Linked DNA regions of Mus musculus: regions 1 and 2 are each linked to region 3. The links are chromatin loops, found by intact Hi-C in ENCODE. Cell type or tissue: heart. All regions are shown on one strand.

Evidence for each region. Hi-C counts contacts between places; a loop is a spot of excess contacts. Peaks named below come from ENCODE experiments on the same cell type or tissue, not always from the same donor. Only the 100,000 strongest peaks of a DNase experiment are listed, where the experiment ranks them.
Region 1: it touches region 3 in a loop (2.1-fold over the local background); 3 of 42 quality-filtered maps call a loop at or near these places.
Region 2: it touches region 3 in a loop (1.8-fold over the local background); 2 of 42 quality-filtered maps call a loop at or near these places.

What each region holds. Positions count from the first base shown.
Region 1 is chr3:136,776,428-136,778,927 of GRCm38, reverse strand. The region is part of intron 1 of Ppp3ca (protein phosphatase 3, catalytic subunit, alpha isoform); the gene reads right to left. Among named protein-coding and RNA genes, the nearest start is that of Ppp3ca, 110 kb to the right of the region's middle. In heart, no CTCF peak of the experiment used is centred here; no DNase peak of the experiment used is centred here.
Region 2 is chr3:136,801,608-136,804,107 of GRCm38, reverse strand. The region is part of intron 2 of Ppp3ca (protein phosphatase 3, catalytic subunit, alpha isoform); the gene reads right to left. Among named protein-coding and RNA genes, the nearest start is that of Ppp3ca, 130 kb to the right of the region's middle. In heart, no CTCF peak of the experiment used is centred here; a DNase peak (open chromatin) is centred at 1,317.
Region 3 is chr3:136,724,064-136,726,563 of GRCm38, reverse strand. All of the region lies in intron 1 of Ppp3ca (protein phosphatase 3, catalytic subunit, alpha isoform), which reads right to left. Among named protein-coding and RNA genes, the nearest start is that of Ppp3ca, 55 kb to the right of the region's middle. In heart, no CTCF peak of the experiment used is centred here; a DNase peak (open chromatin) is centred at 1,163; H3K4me3 peaks cover 748 bases; H3K27ac peaks cover 694 bases.

The sequences.
Region 1 (2,500 bases), 52 kb before region 3:
AGAAAGACAGAGAGAGGGAAGAAATACATACATATATACACACATATATGCATATATATGTATATACATGCATATATGTGTGTATATATATACATATATGTATACACACACATATATATATACACACTTCACACCCTGTTAATAACAGACTGATTTTTATTCATTATATTTCTTTCTCAAAAATCCTTCATTGTTAATTCTTGAAAAGGAATCAAAAATGTTTTCCCATATTTTCTTCTCCACCCTTTACCTCCCAGCCATCTATTAAGCAAAATAATGTTTTCTTAATTAGCTATGGTTTAAGCAATTTTTCTTTTCCCTGGCAGAGAATGGCAAACTATAGGAAAGGAAATGAAGGCTCAGCTCTGAATGCTTGGGAGTAAAGTTTGGTCACCATTCCAACGCCAATGTTACTTCTAACCGAAACAAACTCACTTCAGTTATTTTTATGTTTTGTAAATTCCTAATTAGATGAAGCTTATGCAATTTTCACAAAGAGAATCCTTGTATTCGGAATCCAGTCTAAAATACTTAGTGCCATGCACTCTAATAGACTGTAACAACAACAACAAAAAATGCCACTTAGCAAAATTATAAAGCTGAAATGTGATCCATCCAAAGCTGCATCACTAAGGCTCCACAGGAGCAGTAAAGGGGCTGAGCAAGGCAATCTCCACCCAAGAGGGGACAACTCAGAACTCTGCATTAACAACTTCCTGAGCTGACCAACAGAAAAGGTACTGAACATCCAGACCAAGAAAGAGTATCTAGTCTAAGAATGCCACAGCTTCATAAGCGAAATTCTTAGTTGCAAAGGGATGAAGAGGAAGCTCCAAGGGAAAGACATTTCACGCCATTACCTGCAGATCGCTACACACGACTTCACATTCGGAAACACTACTGAGCCATCTGTCAGGCTACGAAAGGGAAGTTAAACAGCACTGACAGTTCCCCGCTGCCGTTAAGTAACAGAGTTTAGGTGTGCACCCAGGTATGTCGACTCAATTCCACATGTCATGCCATGCTAAACTGCCTACTCTCTTAAATAAATTGGCACTCTAAAGAGCTTTCAAAAGCATGTTCAATTTTGAGACTATCAAATATAGTTCTGTTTACATGATGAATGAGAGCACCAGCATGGCCTACTATTTAAATTAGCAGGAAAAGACTCAGGCCACAGACTGTCCCTTAATGGGAAAACTTAACCTCGAGTCATACATTGTCTCTCGTCCCTAGTCTGGAGGGAGAAGGAAGAGGCCCTTCCATTTTCAAAGTAATAGATACACAGAGGTATCGTGTATTCAGTTGTGACAGACCGTCGTGTCCTGTTTAACATCTCCATGGGTAACCCTGGCAACGCGATTGAGATCAATACTGAGTATCATCATCACAGTCACCTGTACACAATGGACATTGCATAAAAGCAACTGTGTGAAGTTTTAAAAAAGAATCAAAAGTCTAACACATGTAAGTTAAACCTCACCTACATTCTGCATGAGAGAACACTCAGCCAGGGGTCCTGAGTGAGACTCAAGGGCCTGAGAATGAGCCAATGACTTGTCAACACAAGAGGAAGTACAATGGGTCGTTATACGCCCCTCTCCTCCCACAGCTTGTGGGTCACAATTAGACTGGAATAGAACAGATTCTTAATAAACTCGACAGAAGGAAAAAAGAGCAAAGAGAAACAGATGACAAAGGAGGAATGCAGAAAATTCTAGAAAACAAAGAAAAGGTGAGGGAGAAGAGAGTGTGGCAGAGTTGTAAAAATATATTCATGTTTGCTTTTTCATAAGGAATAGAGAAATGACCAATAACTCAAAAAAATAAGGTCTTGCTCTCACAGATCCCACAAAAGCAAATAATAGTTCAAACAGTAACTTCATTTTTATTATCTAAGATAACTTAGTTTATGTTAACTAAGGAAAAACCTGCACTATGTTATTAAATTACTCTTTGTTTTTTCCTTTTGGAAAAATAAAGTTTGGAAATGAACTATGGAAAAGCTGAAGCACCTACTCCCTTGTCACTGTTGAATTGTTGAATTTCCCCCCCTTGATTAAAAAAAAAGTTACACCCAAGTTTTGTCATAGTGCGTGATAGTATAAGGGCAACTTCTCACAAACATCAGGAAAACCCAATAGTAACTGCTCAGTTTAAATTCATTTCTGGAAACAATTGATTTAGAGAAAGCAACGGAAAAAAAAAATCTCATGCGGAACAGTGGAAAGTGCAGCTCACCATCAGCCCAGTAAAACATGTGCCAAAATAACAGGGGAGGCCAGTGATGAAGACAGACGCAAGAACACCTTCAGGTGGGTGGGATGAAGAGACCCAGTAGGGTAAGAGGAAATGGGTAGGTGAGAGGCTCATTCAAAATGTCCTGGAATTGATCCCAGGAGCCCGACTTTGTTTATGTCAGAGCTTCCTGATGATGTTAGCCTTAAGCCTGGCCTACACAAGGTCCCCTTGCCAACCTAGATTACATGGTGAGACCCTG
Region 2 (2,500 bases), 78 kb before region 3:
CAAAACAACAACAAAATTTAACCTACAGATTCCTTATTTTAGCAATGACCTCGGATGTTGGGGTTATGGTTCAATGTTATGGGCACTTGCTGCTCATACAGAAGACCACAGTTGGATTCCCAGCACGCATATCAGGTGGCCCTGTAATTCTACCTCCAAGGGATCTGACATCCTTTCTGGCCTTGAAAGCCACTTGCATAATGGTGGCACTCACATACCTAGACACACACATACACACACATAAATTTAAAAAAACTAATATCTTTTTTTAAAACAGAAATTTCTAACTAATTTATATGGCACTTCAAACTTCCAAACTACTGCAGTAAGACAAATATTAATAAATTTGGAGGGGGAGTTAGAAATAGGGAAAATGATAAAAGGATACCTGCTGCTTAAATTACCGATATTTAACTGCTGTTTATTGATATGACTGACATACACAGAAATATAGAAACAAATATACCCTGGAGTTCCCATATGTTTTAATTTTGCTATTATTATAATTTACTTTGAGCAAATCAGTTGAATATTTACATGAGATCTGTTCTGACACAGAAGAGCACCCACAATACAGTGTACCTGGAAAGCCTTAGTCATACAGACAAGAGCCCGGGCAGAGCAAGGTCTTCAGTGATGAGACTCTGACCCTTCTATTCACACCAGATCTCACAATGCAGAATTTCAAGAGAATCATTATGACCCAGAAACTCATTAGATATTCAAAGTCTCTGTTCCAGACTCGAGACCTCTGAAAACATCCAGGGGTTGACTCTGATTGGTGTTCCCATCTGGAAAGGCTAACCACCATGGTACTTTCAGTCCCGTTTCTCATTTGTTAATGAAAGGTCAACAGGGTAGGATCAAGAAGTGAAAAGATGAGAAAAATAGACATTATCTTCTCCATCGTGTGTGTGTGTGTGTGTGTGTGTGTGTGTGTGTGTGTGTGTGTGTGTGTGTGTGTGTGTTACCTCACCTGCCAGGTCAGAACTACTGATTTGCCGCCCCTGGGCCAGGTACCAATAGGATTAGGACTGCAGAGAGAGCCCTGAAAATCTGGCCACTGAAAGTGCAAGTTTCAGAAACTGCAGAAAGGTAATATTCTGTCCCCATGTAAACTAAGTCCACACTCCTTCCTGGTGACAAATGATAGTAGGGTAAGAATAAACACTGATCTTTTAGGTCCCACTAGGAATCCAATGCCACTTAGCTCTCCCCAGAGTTGCAGGCAAGGGGAATTCTAATTGATGTCAGCTGCTTCAAGGGAAGGGCTACCGTGACCTTAAACTTGGCCCCAGGTCCACTCTCACATCCAGGAACAAAGCCAGAGGGTTCTCCTGGCAACTGCCTGATGTGCTAAATGGCAGGCCTAGCCATGGAGGGAATCCTGACCTGCACCAGAGACAAATCCGCCACTGCAGGAAGCAGACAGACGGAGAGATTAGCAGTTAGCCCAGATGATGCCCGCCCATGCCCTCAGCCCAGAGAGCAGAATCAGGGTTCTAAATCACTCTGCAGAAGCTGAAGCCCCTGCTCTGCCTCTGCTCCACCGACAGGCTCAGAGTACTCTGCTCAGCCAATAGGAAACTGGAGAGTAAGACTTTCCATAGGACATGCAGTACCAAGCTGGAATCTGCAAGAATACCTTACACTCATTGGCCTCCCTCTGCCAAAATCAGGGTTTCCTTGAAAGCCTGGTTCCTGACCAGAGTTGATACAACAGGACTGGCCCAGATCATTCCACTCTTCAGTTGCTTGCTCACCCACCTACCATACCAGGTTTTCAACAATAATCCTTGCCACCATTCAAAAGATGTCTATTTCAATTTGTGTTGTTATTTCCCACCCAGAAGGCTATTCTGCATCTTTTTCATATAGTAAAACAGAGGGACCCATTCAAACACTAGGTAGCCTGTCAGTTTTCAAGTTCTTTTCTACATTTCCCCCATTATCAGAGGCGTCTGCCTCAGCTCCTAACAAATTAAAAGTATCTACCTGTGGTGTGATTCCAAGGAAGGCCTTTAGGAAAGAAAAGGAAGCACGCTCCCAGTCCCAAGCTTCCTGAAGAGTTCTAGTTCATACCTGGCACAGGTTGGGTCCCAGTTAGGTTTGTTTTTCTTTTCTTTTTTTTTTTTTTAAGCTCTAATAATCTAATCAGTGGATACTGTCAGGGAAACCACTATACTATTATTTGGAAAATGAAAAGGAGTTTGGACTTTGAGACAGCTATACTTCCAAAGGTAAGAAAGACCATGCATGGCCTTTAGATTAGTGAGAGCTGTGATGTGCCTTTCGTTGGGCAGACAATGTTTCCTGCTATCATCTGTGTCCTTGGAGGGCAGCAACCAGGTCTTGCTCGCAAGTTCATACCCCACATCATCTATATCAGAGGTATAAATATCTATCATGTTGATTGACCAAACTGAGTGGTCACACTAATATCTAGCTGCTTTTTTTTAAAGTATCATGTATATACATTTGCAGAGGAGCAATTATAAAA
Region 3 (2,500 bases):
CATCCTGCCAACTCCTTGTCCCCCTGACTACCGAAATCCTGGTTCCCCATGAGTTGAAGGACCGACTGAGTCCAGTCATTGGCAATAAATCAGTCAGCAAGCAAGAAAAATAAAACTTGGAAATGAATGGTGCCTACCCATCATTGTAATGGGTGTTAGCAATGTTGCAGGTGGATGCACATAGGCAGCGCCACTTCAGCCCTGTCACTGTTGCTTCTCCAAAGCATCCGTGCTTTGAGGATGAATTAGACAGACATCCTTGCCACAAGCACCCTATCCTTCTACCCATCATTGCCATTGACAAAGCCCTACCATCCCCTTAAACAGCACCCGTGAAAAACTTACTCTGTCCAAACTTTTGGAGTTTTGATGGATCATCTAACATGGATCCTATAGCACACAATTTTCATATATACTGTACTCTATACTGGGAAGTATCCACAAATAGTCAACTTATGAAAACTAAGGTTTCCCAATGAAGCCTATTTTCCAATCTAAAATATGTTCTAAAAATATAACCATATAAACTATGTAATCAACAGATCTTACTTCACACTAGTCTCTGTCAGAACTACAGACTTGAGAGAAGAGCATTCCTGGAAGAGAAACAGAAACCAACCATTTCTCTCTCAGACAGGTTTCACATTTTAACATCAAAACACTAACCCAGTAGAACCCAAGATTAATAGATAAGACCCAGAATTCAAGTAAGGAAGATTAAAAGTCAAGAGACACAACAACTTTTAACAACAAGGAAAACCCATAATTAAATTCCATTCTGCAAACAGACAAAGGGGGAACAAAGTGGGGGTGGGGGGAACAAACCAGGAAGAAGTTCTAAGAGGGAAATGAGCTTCAGATAGCTTAGCTAGGGATCTGGGATGTGCGGTTTTGAAAGCAGAAGTGGCCACTGTGGAAATGAGGCAGCAGGAAAGAGAAAGAAAGGCAGGAAGCTGATGTACCTAACTAAGGGCACCTTCATTTCCAATCAGCACTCCTATGAGTGAAGAGATGCAAGGACTGCTAAATGGTTAATGTTGTCAATTGCACGTTATTTGGGGTCAGCAGGAGCCTGGCCAGGCAAAAGATAACTTGCAGAGTCATTTACCAGCTTCCACCGAGCAGGCTGATTGAAACCAGCTGAGCGGGTGACATCACCGCAAGCGGTTTACTATAAAAAGGGCTAGCTCCGTGAGGTCAGGAAGCAGAAAGAAGCCTGGTGAACAGAAGCCAAGCTGAAGAGGGAAAAGCCAAGGGAAGCTCAGAGGACGAGGAGCTCCTCCAAGCAGAGGCTGTGAGGAGCAATTCCCTCAGAGGCAGCTGTGGAAATAAAAGGTGCAGGGGAAAATTTTTTCATTTAAAGAGCTAGGACAGTCTTCCCTACCAGTACCATCACCAAAGAGAAAGGGAAGCTGAGGGGAGAAACTTAATTGGGCTCTTTCCAGCTCTCAGTGTCTGCAAGTGAACTGGAGTGTAAAACCATCACAGAACTAATACTCACGAAGTCTTTCTCTTGGTGTTTATTAAAGAAGCTCCACAAAAGACAAAGCCCCACCATAGTGGAACTGTAATAGTGCCAAGGATAGACAGAAGCCGCTGTCTTCTTGGAGCAGGTTTTGAGTGTATGGTGGCCAAAGGTAACTGAATCACCCAGATTTGTCACAAACTTTTAGCATTAGTGATTTATTCAAAACTAAAGGTTTAGAGGACCCCAATTTCAAAACGGTGGGTTTTTTTTTTCAAGTTTTTTGTTCACTCCACATGAACTAGAATTCGAAATAGAAAAAAAAATAAGTTGAGCATAATCTGAGGACATGAAAAGAGCATTTTCAAATCTAGAAAAATCAACGGTTTCGGGGGGGGCAATATTTGCTTTAAGTAAGACACCAGGTAAGTATTGAGTGTACTGCTGGTTCACATGCCCTTCTTCCGTGGAAGACGACAGCAGGGAAAGTGTAGACATTAGACCTGGTCAAAGACAAGAACAACAGGAGATCTAGCTCTCTGCAAGCTGATCTGGCAAAGAGAGGCTAGCTGCTACTAACATTTCAATCAACATAGCAAGTCCAAAAAGCCCATCACTGAAGACCATGAGTCAGGCTCAGAGCCTCATAGCTCTACCCTAGCTCCTCTGTATCCCACCCAAGACTGACAGCTTAGTTATATCTATGATTCCGTAAACTAAAAACTATGTTTAAACTGACTGAAAACAAGTGACAGTTTCTTTCTTGGGTGAAGGAAATTTCAAGTGTTCACAGTTGCAGAAGATGGCTGGCCACCACACAGGACAGTCCAGATATGGACATGAGCCAACCCTGTCAGGATAAATATGTGGTGCCTATTTTTTCTTCTATGTTTTTGTCCTTAATGGTCTTAAATCAGGAGACATGAAGATAACTTTCTGGATATCTTGTATGGTATTCCTGGGTACACCGACAGATTTAAGTAGTCGTACTTTAAAACTTCAAAATACATTGACATCACTTCTGGACTCTTCCTT